Linked DNA regions of Homo sapiens: region 2 is linked to region 1. A link is a loop called in an ENCODE intact Hi-C map of the cell type or tissue named here. Cell type or tissue: PC-9. All regions are shown on one strand. Each heading gives the region's core, and the rest is flanking DNA. Links, peaks and the distances in the headings are about the cores only. Region 1 has its middle 20 kb from the start of RHOBTB3. Region 2 holds the start of LOC102724720 (a long non-coding RNA gene).

Evidence for each region. Peaks named below come from ENCODE experiments on the same cell type or tissue, not always from the same donor. Only the 100,000 strongest peaks of a DNase experiment are listed, where the experiment ranks them.
Region 2: a loop joins it to region 1, with 5 times the contacts of the local background. A loop is called at or near these places in 2 of 110 quality-filtered maps.

What each region holds. Positions count from the first base shown.
Region 1 is chr5:95,707,569-95,716,064 of GRCh38, forward strand. It overlaps a transcript of SPATA9 not described here. Among named protein-coding and RNA genes, the nearest start is that of RHOBTB3, 20 kb to the right of the region's middle. In PC-9, for the core only: no CTCF peak of the experiment used is centred there; DNase peaks (open chromatin) are centred at 2,993, 3,543 and 5,013; H3K4me3 peaks cover 843 bases; H3K27ac peaks cover 3,489 bases.
Region 2 is chr5:95,830,571-95,839,066 of GRCh38, forward strand. It overlaps LOC124901029 (a long non-coding RNA gene), which reads right to left. Exons shown (of 3, transcript XR_007058876.1): 2 at 3,141-3,255. LOC102724720 (a long non-coding RNA gene) reads left to right here and starts at 4,257. Exons shown (of 3, transcript NR_157807.1): 1 at 4,257-4,696; 2 at 7,750-7,873. It also overlaps the pseudogene GGCTP1. RefSeq lists enhancers at 4,117-4,226, 4,347-4,396. In PC-9, for the core only: a CTCF peak has its summit at 4,525; DNase peaks (open chromatin) are centred at 2,311, 4,101, 4,491 and 6,141; H3K4me3 peaks cover 1,912 bases; H3K27ac peaks cover 2,452 bases.

The DNA.
Region 1 (8,496 bases), core at 209-8,208:
CCAGGTGCAGGGGCTTTAAGACTATTACAAGGTGATAGACCCGGGGCTTTGGGCGTTATCAATCAGATGAATTCCTGGGAACTGCTGATATAGCTTGCCACAGTATCTTATCAGTTAATTGCATTCTTGGACGTGCTGGGAGTCAGCTTGCACAAGTTAAGTCCTTGAGGAGGGAGCTGCCAGTGAAAGAGCCAAGATGGAGTCTGTCTGGCTCTCTTAGCTAAGGGAGAGTCAATTCAGGTGGAAAGAAGGCTAGGTGATTAAAGGAAAAGGGAGAGTCTAAAAACAGAGTTAGTAAAAACCAGGTTGGGCATTACATTCCCCACTTGTGTTTTTGGGGAATCAAATCGTTGATTCCTCAGTTATAACAAGGGGGTTATATTGAGTCTTAAGATACATAAGTTTGACAGAAGCTATGCATTGTTTTACAAAATTAAGAAACCAATTTAATATACAAGGCCCAAAAATTAAAGTTAATAGTATGATGAGGAGAGGTCCAGCTAACTCTGATTAAAGTAGTTAGCCAGGGGTTCCAGTTGAACATGTTTTGATACCAGGGGATGTTATTTTCTCGTTCCTGTTGGTGCCTATCTAGATTTTCTCGAACTTTTGGAGTGTATCTTTTATGACTAAGAATGGTGGAGGAACAGTTAAATCAACTTTGTCAGGGGGTTTCTGGAACATAGGGTCACCTAGAGCAGTCAAAGGCCGGATTGGCTTGCATGGGCTCCATGAGACCAGGATTTTTTTTTTGGATGGTGAACATAGTGCCAACATTAAATCCTGGGATATGAAATCTTAATTCCCATGACATGCCATAATATTATTGAGTTGAATTAGGGTCATGGACAGTTATAGTAAGAGGATTACAATTTTTTCTAGTACATAATTTAGGACAAGGAGCACGAGTTATAGAATGAAGATCTGGTTGATCCCCCAAAGTAGGTGGCTAAAGTTACAAATGTCCAATCAGGGCAGAAAAACTGATAAGTATCTCGACAGCTAGCGTCAGGGTGATTCCCAGGACAGAGGTAAAAGTCAACATTTTGGAGTTCTTTTTCTGTACCTTTGGAGCTTCCACATCCAGTTTGGCTCCCAGAGTGTCCAAATCCTGCTGCAAGGTTGACACTTTCTGCTCCTATGACCGGTAAGTTGTGTTGTTCTTCATGGGTGCGAGCTGGCTCTGAGAACAGTGCACATAGATCGACTGCAAAGGTGACTTCCTTGGAAGTACCGGCCCTCCAAGTAGTGTTGACGAATACACGTCCTGTTGTGAAAGAGGTGAGGAGGAAGGAGTAGGAAGGCACGGAGGACATAATAGGTGAAAACAAACAAGAGAAGTAAATAAAAAGAATTAATCTAACAGTTTCACCCGACTTAGGCGCAGTTTTAAGGGGCCTGATCCAGCCTTGGGGACCCATGTTTCTAGTTGGGCTCTGTTGGCCTTTTTGATGTGGGAGTGATGAATCCAAGCAGGAATTCAATCCGCCTTCAGAGCCGTTGGCATCGTGAGGATGACGGTGTGAGGTCCCTTCCAAGCAGGAGTGAGTCCTTCTCTCTGGAACTTTTTAATAAACACTAGGTCTCCTGGCTGGAATGAATGGCAGGGCCCCATCTGTTCAGGAATTGGATTGGGATGGGCTCCTCGAACAAGTGGCAGAATAATATCTTGTACCTCTTGGAGAGACTGTAGGCACTGCAATAAATTAGCTTGTGATATTTCTGCCAAATGGGCATCTCTTAGCTTAGGCAAGATAGGTGGCGCCTGCCCATACATAATTTCAAAAGGCGATGACCCAGCCTGATAAGGGGTGCACCTTACTCTTAAGTAGGGCTAAAGGAAGGAGACTCACCCAATTTTCACCGGTTTTTAAAATTAATTTTGTAAAAGTGTTTTTTAGGGTGCAGTTCATGCATTCTACCTGCCCAGAGCTCTGGGGTCAATAGGCACAATGGAACTTCCACTGAATGTTTAACGTCTTACTGACCCACCGAGCTATGGACGAGGTGAAGGCAGGTCCATTATCAGACCCTATGGCAGCAGGCAGCCCGTATCAAGGGATGATTTCATTAAATAAGAACTTAACTACCGTATTGGCAGTTTCGTTTTTGGTAGCAAATGCTTCAGTCCATCCAGAGAAGGTGTCTACTAGTACTAGAAGGTATTTGTACCCAGCCCGGTGTGGTTTTACTTCTGTAAAGTCAATTTCACACTTTTCTTCTGGCAAGTTTTTTCGGAGACAGTGGCCTGGGCTGGGTTTAGGACCTTGCTTGGCATTTACCTGGGCGCAGGTTGTGCACTGGAGAGCTGCTTGATCTGTTAGGCTTTGAAGATGGGGGATTCTTCTTTGTTTTTGATAGCCTTTCCTGCTGAGGTGAGTAGCCTGCGCTCCTGGTAGATGGCTCCATGTACATGCACAGTAGCAAAGGTGTACCTGCTGTCAGTGTAAACGTTAATACGTTTATCCTTACCCCATCGGAGAGCCTGAGTGAGGGCCATCAATTCAGCTTTTTGCGCTGAGGTGTTTGCTTGTAAAGCCTGAGCCCACGGCACATCTGTCTCCATGGTAACAGCTGCACCGGCCTTTCATACTCCCTGCTCGAGAAAGCTGCTACTGTCTGTGAACACAGTGGCGTCCACCTTCTCTAGGGGCATATCTTGAAGATTGGGTGGGCCAGTTTCGGTAGTTTCTAACAGTTCCTGACAGTCATGGATAGTAGCTGGATTCAAACACCATGTGGGAGAGAAAGTCAAACGAGGCTGATCTAACAGTAAACTGATACTGCAGGATGCGAGCATTTGACATCCATTTGCCAGAAGCACTTTGAAGTAAAGTCTCTATGGCATGAGGAGTTGTAAGGGTTAAATTTTGGCCCAGAGTTAACTTATCAGCCTCTTGGACTAGGCTTGCTGTAGCTGCTACTGCTCGCAGGCAACTTGGCCATCCAGAGGCCACGGGATCCAGTCTCTTAGATAAATAGGCCACTGGGCGTCTCCAGGGTCCTAAAGTCTGAGTAAGCACCCCTTTAGCAACTCCCTGGCTTTCATGGACAAACAGGTGAAACGGCTTTGAGATATTAGGGAGGGCTAAAGCAGAGGCTTCAGTTAATGCCTTTTTCAGGTTTCGAAAAGCCTGTTCTTCTGTGTCTGTCCAAATTAACGGGCCATTTCATTCTGTACCTCTTGGATAGCCGCCACTAAGATTTTTGTTTGTCCTTTGAATGCTTTATCAGCAGCCTTTTCAGCTGCCTGTGTTGCTTGTTTTTGTTTTTCAAACTCTTGGTTGTCAAAAACCTTTTGGGCTATTTCTAAAAGCTGACTGATATTCATTCCAGCAAATCCCTCCAGTTTTTGGAGTTTTCTTTTAATATCTGGGGCTGCCTGAGCCACAAATGCCAAATTAAGAGCACGGCTATTTTCGGGGGCCGCCGGGTCAAAAGGGGTGTAAATCCGATAAGCCTCCCGGAGGTGCTCTAAAAACGCTCCTGGTGACTCATCGGGCCCCTGGATGACTTCAGTCGCCTTAGACAAGTTTATGGGTTTCCGAGCGGCTCCCTTAATACCCGTGAGGAGATACCAGTGAAAATCGTCCAAAGTTCTCGTTCCACTTGAGGAATTTGGGTCCCAGTTAGGCCGGGTAGAGGAAAAGACCTTCTCAAGGAGGTCTCTAGCTTCCTCCTCCGGTCTATTGGCTGATGCAAGGAAGTGCTTTCTGGCCTCTCTCCAGATACGCTCCCTCTCCTCAGAGGTAAAGAGAGTTAAAAGGAGCGGTTGGCAGTCATCCCAGGTGGGCCGATGGGTCTGGAGTATGGACTCCAACAGTGAGGTCAAAGCCTGGGGCTTTTCAGAGAAGGCAGGATTTTGGGTTTTCCAATTATACAAGTCAGAAGTAGAAAAAGGGACATAAACCAAGAAGGGGGCTGAGCGCTCATCACCCGGAGGGACTTGTGCCTCTCTCAGTGGTAGTAGAGGGGCTGCTTCCTCCCGCCGCGGCCGCAGTCGAGAGGCAATGGGTGGCGAGCCCACAGGGGACGTCGTCAAGGAGATATGGGACGACCCTAAGGGAGCAAGTTGGTTGTAAGGCGGTGGGACTGGGTGAGGGAGACTCTCCTCTTCTTCAGAGGGAGGCAGTACAGGGGGAGCCGAACCGGCAGAGGGTTGAGGCGAAAACGCGGCCTGGCTCAGGAGGACTTTGGAGGTGGAATTGTGAATGGCGCATGAACGGAGCCATGGAGGAGGATTCCTGACCAAACTTAACCATTGATTTTTACAGGGAACCTGATTAGGATAGCCGGGAGCTTGGGTAACAACCCGCCACACGGCTTGAACAATTGTAGGATTCAATGACCCTTCAGAGGGCCACCCAACTCCAAACTTGGGCCATTCTACTTTACAGAGTGTCCGGAGCTTGCCTTTCTTAAGGCGGACTCCATAATCCTCTGAGAAACCAAGAGAAAAATTTTTCAGCATGCACTGGAGGGGGCTCCAACCCTTGCAAGGCCGGGACTCCATAAATGACTAAGTTTTACAGTTAAAAAAAAGAATGCTAAAGTACTGGACAACAATTACATGTAAGTTGGGCGTGGGGACATTCACATAAGATTTATATATTAACTAATAAAAAATTGAGATTCAAATGATGGCAAGCTGTTTCATCCAAGAACATGCATGTCAGATTACGTTTTCCAAAGATGCTGCAACAATATTTCCTATCCCACAATGTGGCCTTGATACTCCTCTCATTAAGAAATGGGGTCTATGTCCTCGCCCCTTTAACCTGAGCCATCTTGTCTCTGAGTTGTAACTGGTAGAATGCAGCTGAAGTGACACTGTGTGAATTCTAAGACTAGGTTGTAAAAAGTGATGCAACTTTCTCCTTGTTCACTGGCACACTCACTTCTGTACCCCCTGAGCCACCATGTAAGATGTCCAACTACCCTGAGGCCTCTATGCTGTGAGGAATGCAAGGGCAGGGTGTGTGTAGGGCATCTGGTTATCAGCCCCAGCTGAAGTCCTAGCCAACCGCAAGCATCAACTGTCAGACAAGAAAGTGAAGGTGCCTCAGGATGATTCCAGCCTGAGTCACTGGGCCACTTGAAGATGTTGAATCACCACAAGTCATTTGAGTTTTCCCACCTGAGGCCCCAGACATCATGGAGCCGATAAAAGCCATTCCTATTGTGTTCTGTCTAACCTCTGACCCACAGAATTTGTCAGTAAAATGAAATGGCTGTTTTAAGCCCCTAAACTTTAGGATAATTTTATTTGTTATCTTAATAGTAACTAGAACAAACAGGGAATGCCTTTTCCATGTTCAGTTTTTTTAATTGCTTTTTTTATCAATGTTTAAAGTTTTCTTCATATAGATCTCATGCATTTCCTGTTAGCTGCATTCCAAGAGATTTTATCCTTTTTGTTATTACTGTAAGTGAAATATATTCTCCTATTAAGTTTGCAAGTGGGTGTTGTTTACATATATAGATTATGCATGCATACATTTGTTCCCAGACAATTTACTTAATTTTTCAATTTGTTTTAGTTGGTTTTCCTGTTGATTCTCCCACTCCCAGCAAAAACAAAAACCCATGTCCCAGACCTTTTTTTAGACTGGTTTGTAACAGATCCTTTAATGGCCCACTTGAGTCCATCAAGCTATGAAGTCTTCCTGAATAAGGAGTGGATTCACTTACTTCCTAGAGGAACTGCCCAGTTGATATGGTTTGGATTTGTGTCCCCACCCAAATCTCATGTCGAATTGTAATTCCCAGTGTTGGAGGAGGGGCCCGGTGGGAGGTGATTGGATCATGGCGGTGGATTTCCCCCTTGCTGATCTTGTGACAGTGAGTGAGTTCTCAGGAGATCTGGTTGGTTAAAAGTGTGTAGCACCTCCCCCTTCCCTCCCTTCCTCCTGCTCCAGCCACAAATGGGTGGAGACGTGCCTCCTTCCTTTTCACCTTCTGCCATGATTGGAAATTTCCTGAGGCCTCCCCAGAAGCAGAATCCTGTACAGCCTGCAGAATTGTGAGCCATTAAATCTCTTTTCTTTATAAATTACCTAGTCGCAGGTATGTCTTTATAGTGTGTGAGAAGAGACTAACACACCAGTAGATAATCTAAGGTAGATCTCCTTTACATCAGACAGGTAAATTAAGTTGTTTCTCTCCCTTCTCATTCCTTTCATCATTTAAGTAAATTCTTAAATTCCAATGTTTTTTTTTCTTCAGTAACTAGAAAAGAGGACAATTTCTCCTCTTCTCAATCTTATCTTCTAAACAGAAACTCTGAATACATTATCCAAACCTTCAACAATATTTATTGTTTTATATGCACACAAATACACATGTGCATATATATATATAATTTTGTATGCAAAGTATACCTTTATTAATATTTGTTTAATATTTTGACTTTAAAGTCTCTTGGGACTTCCAGGCATACAATCATATCATCTGAAAATGATGATTTTATCCCTTTTCCCTAATTTTTTATATCTCTATTTTATTTTTCTTTTATATTTGCCTTGGGTAATATAAATTCCATACATGCTGAGTTTGCATAAATATATTATTTTTAGACAAAGTTAGCTAATTTTTATTATTAAGCTTGCTGGGGAAGGATCAACTGGGGATGACTAGGCAATTGGATATACAGGCTCGAGGCTCAAGAGAGTAATATGGGATCTGATAATTTGAAATCTGAGAGTCATCAATGTAGGAGCAATCACTGAAGCCATGAGAGCAGATGAAAGGGCTCCAGGAGGAACAATGTATAGCAAGAGGAGAGAAAAGAGTCTAGGACAGAACCCGAAGAAACATCAACATGTAGGAGACTGACTGAACAAGTAATCCTGTAGCAGAGAAGTTGAAAAAACAAAAGTGTTTTGCAATAGAAGGAAAAAAAGATGGCATTTCAAAAAGGGGGAAAGGTCTGCAAGCTCTTGAGAAAGCTAAGGAGTGTCCTTCGGATTGGGCAATTTGAAGGCTGTTGGTGACCTTGAAACAGCAGTGTGACCGGAGTGGTGGAGGAAGAAAATTTGTTTGTAGTGAGTTGAGAAATGAATGGCATTTAAGAAAGAGAGAATCATTTTTAACAAACTTTGAGGAAGTTTGTCTTAATTATTAGAATTAATAATGGGACTTAGCAGAGTTATGAGGGCAAATCAATTTCAAAAAAAAAAAAAAAAATCACTGTATTTTTATACACCAATAAGAAAGAGGTAGATGATGAAATAGGAAATGGATTCCCTTCATATTCCCTTTATAATAACATCTAAAAATATCCAGTATGTAGGAATAAAACATTATTGAAGAACATTAAAGAAGACTTAAATAAGTGAAGAGATATATACTATGTTCATAAATTGGAAAACTGAATCCCATATTAATTCATAGACTTAATGCAATCCCAATTAAAATCTTAACTTCTTTTCTTTGTGTAACTTGACAGTCTGATTATAAAATTTATGTAAGATTGTGGCCGGGTGTGGTGGCTAATACCTGTAATCCCAGCACTTTGGGAGGCCAAGGCGGGCAGTTCACGAGGTCAGGAGATCAAGACCACCCTGGCCAACATGGTGAAACCCCATCTCTACTGAAAATACAAAAATTAGCTGGGCGTGGTGGTGCATGCCTGTAGTCCCAGCTATTCGGGAGGCTGAGGCAGGAGAATGGCATGAACCCGGGAGGCAGAGGTGACAGTGAGCTGAGATCATGCCACTGCACTCCAGCCTGGGGACAGAGAGAGATTCCATCTCAAAAAAAAAAAAAAAAATTATGTAAGATTGCAAAGGGCCAAGACAAGACATATTTTTCAAAGGTGAAATAATTAAGGCAGCATAGTATTGACAGGATAACCAAGTAGACGAATAGAAAAGCACAGACACTTAACACATGAAGTAGATGACACTGCAGAGCAACAGGGAAAGGAAACTCTTTTCAAAAAATGAAATTCAAACAATAGAATATCCATGTGGAGAAAAAGAAAATTGTTTTCCTGTTTTGTGTTATGTATAAAAATTACTTGCAGGTAGATTAAATACCTACATGTGAGAGGCAAAATATAACACTACTAAAAATAATATAGAAAAAATTTTATGATCTCAGGGTAGGGAAGAATTTCTTTAACAAGACAGAAAAAGTCCTACTTATAAAGGAAAATATTGATAAATTTGATTTCATTAAACTAAAGAACTTCAGTTCAGCAAAACAAAGAAACTAAAAGATTAACTACAGAATGAGAAGCCATATGTAACAGATATAGCTAACAAAAACTAAAATCTAGAATACAGAAAGAATTTGTTCAGATCAAGAACAAAAACCACTCAATGTAAAATACGGACAAAAGATTTCAACAGATACCACATAAAAAGACAAATCCAAATGACTAATAAAGCCAATCTTATTGTTGTCAAGGAAATGCAAATGAAAATCACTATGACTCACTGTCCACCAGAACTGGCAAAAATACAAAAGTGTGAAAACAACAGGATGGTTACT
Region 2 (8,496 bases), core at 419-8,418, 120 kb after region 1:
TGCCATTTGCAGGTAAGAAAACAGACCCAGGAAGGTTAGGAGACTTTGTCCCGGGCTTCCCAGCAAGGAAGCGCCAGATGTGGGATTCAAGCTCAGGTGTTGGGTCCAAAGCAGATGCTCTCTCTGCTGCTCTACAGAGCAAATTCCAAGGTCTTAAAGGAAGGATAACACAAGCCTGAAAGGGGTCCCGAAGACCATCTATTCTAACCCCCTCGTGAGCTTGCCTCCATGCCATGGCATTTTTCCCACTGGGCACTTGTCCAGCCTTCCCTTGAACCCCTCCATGGAACAGGCAGGAATTCACATCTATGAAAAGAATGCTGAGTGTCCCTCATGGAGCAGGAGCCCACTCCTCAGGGAAACTGAGTGCCTGCACCCAAGGCACACACAACTTTCAAGTAAGAGGGAACATGTCATAGTGTCGTTCAGGATCTCAGATCCAGGATCAGGGAGAGGCAGCACCTGTGTACATGACATCATATGAGATAGAATCACAGCCTTGCTTGTGAGAAAGAAAAAGAGTGGTCCCAAACAGAAGTGAATTTAAATTCACATGGCAAGGCTTTTCTGAAAACACACCTGAGCACATTTCTGCTTGAAATCTATTCGTGATGTTTCTACCAGCTGCTGGTCTATCTGAGCACCAGCTCCATCCTAAGCTAGGCTTACTCCACACAGCTGATAGAGGCTCAGCAAAGCTTAACTAGGCCTGTCATAAACTCGCCCCACAACTAAAATGAGACATTCCTGTTATCTTATTCCTAGTCTAACTTTTATCTGGATAATTCTTTTTGTCTATACACATCCAACCCCCAAACAATCTATGTACTGGATATCTTTTTGTTGTAAATAAAAAAATAAAACATTGACAAGTGTTCAACTTAAATACTCCTTAAAGGGGCACTAATTTAGAAATATATCAATATAATGAAATACTTAAAAATTTTTTTTAAAGAGGCAGAATTAAGTCAGTTGATATGAAATAATCTCTAAGATATTAAGATGCAGCACAGTGGCATCAGTATGCTAGCTACCATTTATGTTTAAAAAAATGGTATATTGAGTGGGACTTTCTTGTTTGTTAGAGTAGAGTTGGAAGGGGAAAGCTGAGGATTATGAAGGATAAATAATGCACCTTGTATAGAAAGCCACCAACAACAGGCCAGAATTCCTTTCTAGGGCTTTCTTAAAGATGAAACAACTGACCTTACAGCTATCAGCACATACTCCCCACCTTCCCACCCTAGTTGGCCTAGTAAGGAGTGTTGGAGTTTTTCCTTTCCCACCACGCCCCCCTGCAAGCCACATGAAATGGGTCCCAAGAGAAACATCATTAAAGATTGGAGTTTACTTGCAAGAAGAGGAGGCTGGTGCCTCATTTACCAGTTGGTCAGCTGCTTAGGTATAGTTGATGCATTGATCTGCCCTGTGCCTGCTGAGCAGGGGCAAAGAGCCTTGGGAGAAATTGCAGAGTCTGGCTTGAAAGGGACATGTGAGTCTCCCATGGGCAAGTGCACATGGAAGGTGACAGCCTTGAGTTGTCTTGTTTCCTATCACTGGGCAAGGAGAGCCCAGCATAAGAGGCTGTGGGGTGTACACAGAGGCAGAGGCTGAAGGGGCTGGAGGAGGTCAACCTGCAGCTTGATCTGCCACATTGGGGAAGCCATGTATGTGAGAGAGCCTCTTTGAAGAACTTACCTGGCAGCCTCAAAGAGCCTGTTTTAGGGTGCCAGCTATTAAGATGGTTAGTGTTGGCCAGTGAGGCCATGAGCATTCACAGAGAAAGAACCATAACATAGGAAGTTCAGTAAGGAAACAGTTACCCTCCCTCTCCATTGCCTCTCCCAGTCCCCAACTTTGATAAAGGAGGGGCAGGAGCTGTCATTGAACCTGATCATGACCCATCCCTCTCTACTCCAAGAGGAAAAGTGAAGGGACAGGAGTAAAAGACAGATATGCCCTCTGCCCACTGCAGGTGCCCCCAGGTCATGATGGGGGTGGGTGGTTTGAATAGATATGATTGTAATTTTACACTCGATTAGACCAGAATTTTTAACAGCTAAAAGTGAGAAGAAAGCTATGGGACCCCTCCATTTCTGCCTCCCTCATAGGGATGGGAGATTGGACAGAGCACAGTTGTAAGTTGTGATCAGTTAAACCCCACCCCCCACTGCCCCACATTTTAGGTTAGTTTCCCACAGCTCCATATATGTGATATGGGCAGACTATCTCTGGAAGGATAGAGAAGAAATGAGGAAATGCCTCTTGAAGAATGACTTGCAGACTGACCCCAGGCCAGGTATACTTCCTGCATATTTTTTGTGCTAGTTTTTGTTTGCTTGTTATCACATGCAAATATTACACAAAATAGGCAGAAGGCATGCCAAAGCAGTGAGAGGGAACAGGGAGGATGGAAGAATGGAGACAGGACCCTTATATCTCAGAAAAAATCAACCAAATTTATCTCTTTAAGGTAACAGGTTCACACTGAGGTGCAAAACTCATATCTATTATTTGCCCCAGAAGGAATGGGTGCCGGGGTGATGGACGCTACTTTGCACACAGTTTGGTCCTGAGGGGCAGAGGAAGTGAGGATAAATGAGGATACTCACAGACAAGTTGCATGCTAGAATTGGCCTATCCGGGTGGCAGGAGACAGAAGAGACACTGGGATGCACACAGCCCTCCACCTGCCTGTCCTCTGCCTAAAGGAGTCTCTTAACCACTTCCTGGGTCATGAGAACATTCCAGAAAGTGGAACCTGACCCTGGCCTTCCCCACCAGACTGCGTGCAAAGGAAAAATCACTTCATTCAAGGATGAGTAGTCGGAAAGCGCCATCACGAGATCTGTGTACAGATAATAACAGAGGAAAGGGGTGTGGGACAGGGAGAGAAGAAACATCACCACGGTATTACAGATATATGTACAGGATTCTCCCTGTGACACTGTTTGTAATAATGATAATAATAATAGTAACTTTAAAACTTGAGAATGGCCTAAATATCCATGAATAAGGAACTAATTCTACAAATCATGGTACATCTATATAACTAGTTCTTTTGAAGCCTATTTTGTGTAATATTTGTATGTGATAACAAGCAAACAAAAACCAGCACAAAAGGTATGCCGGAAGTATACCTGACCTGGGGTCAGTCTGCAAGTCATTCCTCAAGAGGCTTTTCCTCATTTCTTCTGTATCCTTCCAGAGATAGTCTGCCCGTATCCATAAAATCATGAGTTCTGTCTGTACATGCTAATATGGAAAGATATTCAAGATATATAACTTTAAGCGATTTATTAAATAGGCAACATATAAACATAGTATAAAATCCTAATAATACAAAAGGGTATACAGTGCAAAGGAAGTTGCTCTTTTTTTTAAAAACCACAAATATGTTTATTCCTCTAAAAACAGTATACCATCTTTCCAGTTTTCAAAATGTTATCATCAATTATCTGCAGATTACTCTCATTAATCTGATTTTTTAAAATCTCAGAGCAGAGCAATTCACCAGCACCATCATCAAGCGAGCTACAAATCTATCCTTTACCAAAGCAAGGAGACACTTAAGATCAAGTCAAGAGAAGAGCTTTCAGTGTTTGCATAAGGGGTACTCACATTCATTTGTCACACACTTCAGGGCCCCATATCCCCCTTTTAAACTGTCTAACTCCTAACCCGGTCTATTTTTATAGTCTGAAAACAAGGAGTCACCCAAGTGCGATATTCCTTCAGAGCACTGTTGAAAATGGATCAAACATGGAGATCCTCCAGATCCCTGTTCTCAAGTGTTAAAAAATATTTTATATTAGCACATAGAATATCCTTAGATATATTCTGTTATGTTCTAAAGAGTTTGTGTTTCTCCCTTTTTGATGATGTCTTCAATTTCTTCTGAGACCTTTCCTGTATAGTCATTTGGTTCTATTGCTTTTAACTTCTCTTGATACTCCAGCGGCAAACCATTTTTATTTTTGCACCCATGCAAATAATCTTTTTATACTGTGAAGACGGAGGAGCACTTTCGTAATTTGTCATCAGATATCTTTGACAGGTTATTTCTCTTCCTTCTTGAGTTGAAACTTTAACTTCTATTACAACATATGTTCCTTTTTTTTTTTTTTCTTTTTTGAGACGGAGTCTCGCTCTGTCGCCAGGCTGGAGTGCAGTGGCGCAATCTCGGCTCACTGCAAGCTCCGCCTTCCGGGTTCAAGCAATTCTCCTGCCTCAGCCTCCTGGGTGGCTGGGACTACAGGCGCCCGCCACGACGCCCAGCTGTTTTGTATTTTTAGTAGAGACGGGGTTTCACCATGTTGGCCAGGACGGTCTGGATCTGCATGCGGGCCACACAGAAGCCCGCCGCCGAGGGGTTTCGGAGGTGGATACTCTCGTCAGCCGGTTGCTACCGTAGGCGAAGTACAGAAAAATGTCCTCATCCGGGCCCGGGACGTCCCTGCAGCCCAAGTTCGCCATGTCCCACTGCTGCCTGCACGGGAGCCTGGAGCAGAGCTGTGAGGAGCCGCCAGAGAGCGCAGCGCGGCGGCCCAGGACCCCGGCCCAGTGACTGCCTCGCCGCCGCCTCCAGGAAGTTGCACTTTTACCTCATCCCTCAACAGTTCAGATCCTCTCACCAGGGGCAACCCCTATTTTTGGATTCTTGTGCTAGGATATGTTATCAAATTTTTTTAAAAAGGTCAGACCACCGTATGATTCCATATGTGTAAAATTTAGAAGATTACATATATATTTGCAGGTGTGGGTATGTGTACAATATATATATGTTATACATATACACAATACAATATATAAAATCAATATATATTATTTTTTCTAAAACGGGACTGATGACTCAATTAATTAATTAATAATTTCCCCATCAGTCAGATGGGGAAGGGGCTTTTTATTTTCCATCTTTCTTCATTGAATATTTACCATATGCACTTTCACTTGTATGTTTAATCTTTTTATTTATTTAAAGTAGGTACTGGGATGTAGGGAGTTGGAGAAACCCGTTTGGACTAGACTTTAAAGAACTGTGGCAGAAGGGTATGAGATACAATAACAGCTTGAGGGAATAGCAGGATTGAGAAAAAGCATCTTTCATTTAAGGGAAACTCGACTATGTTTGTTTTATTTTTTTCCTTTTGCAGAGAGGAAGCAACTAGTTGAGGGGGGAGAATATGAGAGAGAGAGACAGAGAGAGAGAAAGACGATGCTTGATGGAGCAAAGTCACCAACAGCACTGGAGGAGGGGACAGAGGGCCAGGCAGTGGGGCTGACCTCAGAGAAGAGGGGTGCACCTTTGGAGGGTGCACCGGGAAGGGAGGGGACAAACAAGGAGGGTGCCGAGGCTGAGGATGGGCAAGCTAACTGGCCACAGTGCAAGCCCAAGGGGACGAGGGATTCCAGACTCTGGACACACGGCCGAAATAGCCAACTGTGGGCTCCTGGCTACAGAGGAGGTGAGTGGAGCCAGGAGAAGAAGATGAGAGAAGAGAATGGAGAGGCATTAAGTCAAGATGAAGAATAAAAACTGGTTCAGTGCCAGGGTTTAAAAAAACAATAATATTTTTAAAACGTTATGCCCAGTGACAGGAAATTCAGGCTCTGGGTGACAGGAAATTCAGTAGGCACTCGGTGGCTGCTGGGCTGCATGACTCAATTTGTGTAGCAATGTCGAATGCTGAAACAAAAAATAAAAGTTTTTTAAAAAATACTTTCAAGGTTTTGGGAAATATAATTTTGGTTAACATGACCCCACAATTAAATGAGGTCTATTTAATTAGGGAGGCAGTACTTCTGGAGGAAAACAAATTGCCTAGGCTGTCAATTTAGCAATGCAACAAAACATGAAATCAATAGTTTATTAATATCAGGTGTATGGGTATACACCTGCCTTATACAGAAGTAAGAGCTGTATTCACACACCTAGTTGCAAAGAAATTAAACATGAGCTGAGATGCTCAAAGAAAATGAATCACTTAGGGATAGAGCATCTCTAATTCGAAAGGACAGTTTGTCCCACCCAGAAACAATCTCTGGGCTCATGTGTAGATGGAACTGTCACTTGGAATGACTTGTCAAAAGGGCTTCAGGTAAAACTAAAGCTGAAACTGAAAGGTAAAACTCTGAGCTAATAATAACTATTGACCCACATCACCAGAAAGTTTTGGAAATGAATCAAGAGGAAACAACAGCCACTTAGCCCTTCCTCACCCAAGAATCCTCTCTGCCATTCCTTTCCATCCAGCACTTTTTCCCTGTGTAATAACTTTTGGCTCTCATATTTCATTACTCCTCCACAGAATATGAGGTTCAATTACAGGACTCTCACACAGATAGATGACAAGTGTACTTGTGACAAAATGTTCTCTAGTGGGCTTCTGGCTAATATATTTTTGGCACATCCAAATTATGAAAGAGGACACAATTGTTGGTAAAACCAAGGAAGGCATGTATGTGCTGAGTATTCTGTGTCTAAAATCAAAGTAGGCTGGGCACAGTGGCTCACGCCTGTAATCCCAGCACTTTGGGGGACCGAGGTGGGTGGATCATTTGAGGTCATGAGTTCAAGATCAGCCTGGCCAACATGGTGAAACCCCATCTCTACTAAAAACACAAAACTTAGCTGGGTATGGTGGCATGTGCCTGTAATCCCAGCTACTTGGGAGGCTGAGGCAAGAGAATCGCTTGAATCCAGGAGGTGTAGGTTACAGTGAACTGAGATCACAGCACTGCACTCCAGCCTGGGCGATACAGTGAGACTCCATCTCAAAAAAAAACCCCAAAAAACAACAAAAAAAACAAAAAAACACAAAACCACTCACAAAAAAACAAAAAACAAAGTGCAGAACCATGTGTATAGGATAATCTCTTTTTTATGAATATAAAAATCTAGGGTATGAAAACATTATATAATGTGTGTGTATATGGTTATATATGAATGAGATAGAGCTGTATATCCTAACATGAAACATTTCCAAGTGAAAAACATACTAAATTTGTTACTTTGCAAAGTAATATCTACATCTAAAAAATGAAAAATAAAAAAATGACACATGCATAGACGCATGTGCTGTGCAGCGTGGGTGCCTAGACAGGGTAGTAGGAGGAGGCACAGCCAGCCGTGGGCAGTGCGACCTTGAGGAGGAGTGAACTGGAGCGGGATGGTGCAGGTTTTCAGCTTTGCTCTGTAAACTTCTATATTATTTGAAACTTATACAATCAGGATATATTCCTATATGACTTATGTAAGAAAATAAAGAGAAACAGTAAGCACCAAAAATGAAAAGTGTGTAATCAACTCTTTGAGGCCTTCATAGGAAACTGGAGAACCAGACAGGAGTTAACACAAACATGAAATGACACATCCAGGTCTACTAATCATGACTACACTGGGAAAGAGGGGACAGAGAATTTGGTAGTCATGGCAGACCCAAGTATCTTACTTCTGCAGATTTGAGGAATACCAGAGAACTGTGAAGAGACTGAGCTTGAAAGTCCATCTCAAAAGGTCTTTGCCCTTCAGCAGTGACATGGCAGTGGGGAGGAAGGAAGAAAACAGGCTGTCTTTGTGTGGCTGGTGATGCCTAAGTGCTGGAGCGTGAGACAGTCCCCAGGCCCTGTGCCATAGCTGACATGCAGGAATAGGCGTTGGCACTGGGGAGAGCCAGTCTGCTTGTGACAGAAGCAGCAGATGATCAGAAATGGAGGGCGCTTTCTGACAATGACACCATCATCCCACAGGGAAGGAACATCTGACTCTTGGCTCCCACTAAGATGCTGCCAGAGCGGCTGGTCTCAAAGGGCAAAACAACAGCCCCTGATGGAAAGTCTTCACGACGCAGCCTCCGAGGTCCTTCCGCTCAAGGTAAGAGCCCTGCTTGCCTGGCTCTAACTGGATTCCTGAAAACACTCAGGCACAGGGCAAGCTGAGGAAGGGGTGGTGTGGGGCGGGGCGGTGGCAACAAGTCAGTCTTCTGAATCCCCTATCAAAAATCTGGGAAAGGTAGCTTTTTACAATGAGGGTTGGAAACACTGACACAGAGGATGCTGACTGGGGAGGTTTGGAGCCAACCATGGGACCAGGCCTGTCCATTACAATAGAACCAACAGGGCAACCTGGAGTCACATAGGCTAATCTAAACCAGCCTGACTGATCCCCATGTCCTTCCCAGGACTTCACTGCTCCAAGAGTAATCAGTCACGTGTCTCAGTAGCAGGAATGAAATCTTTGACCTCACAGCAAGTGAAGCTGGTGAAGGAACAGAAGAGAAGTGAGAATAGGTCCATCTCCACAATGAGGGGAGGACAGCATGGAAGAGGGAGTCCAGGCCCTGCCAGCTGAGGAGATGGGGACATAAGGCACAGCTGTGGTAACCCTGGGCCACCACTCTCCAGCGTCCCCAAAGCCTGCTGTGGTACTCTGTGGCTGCCCTCTGCATCCTGTCTGGCTACCAAGGCGAAAGGGTCTCAGCTGTTTAGGCTAGTGCC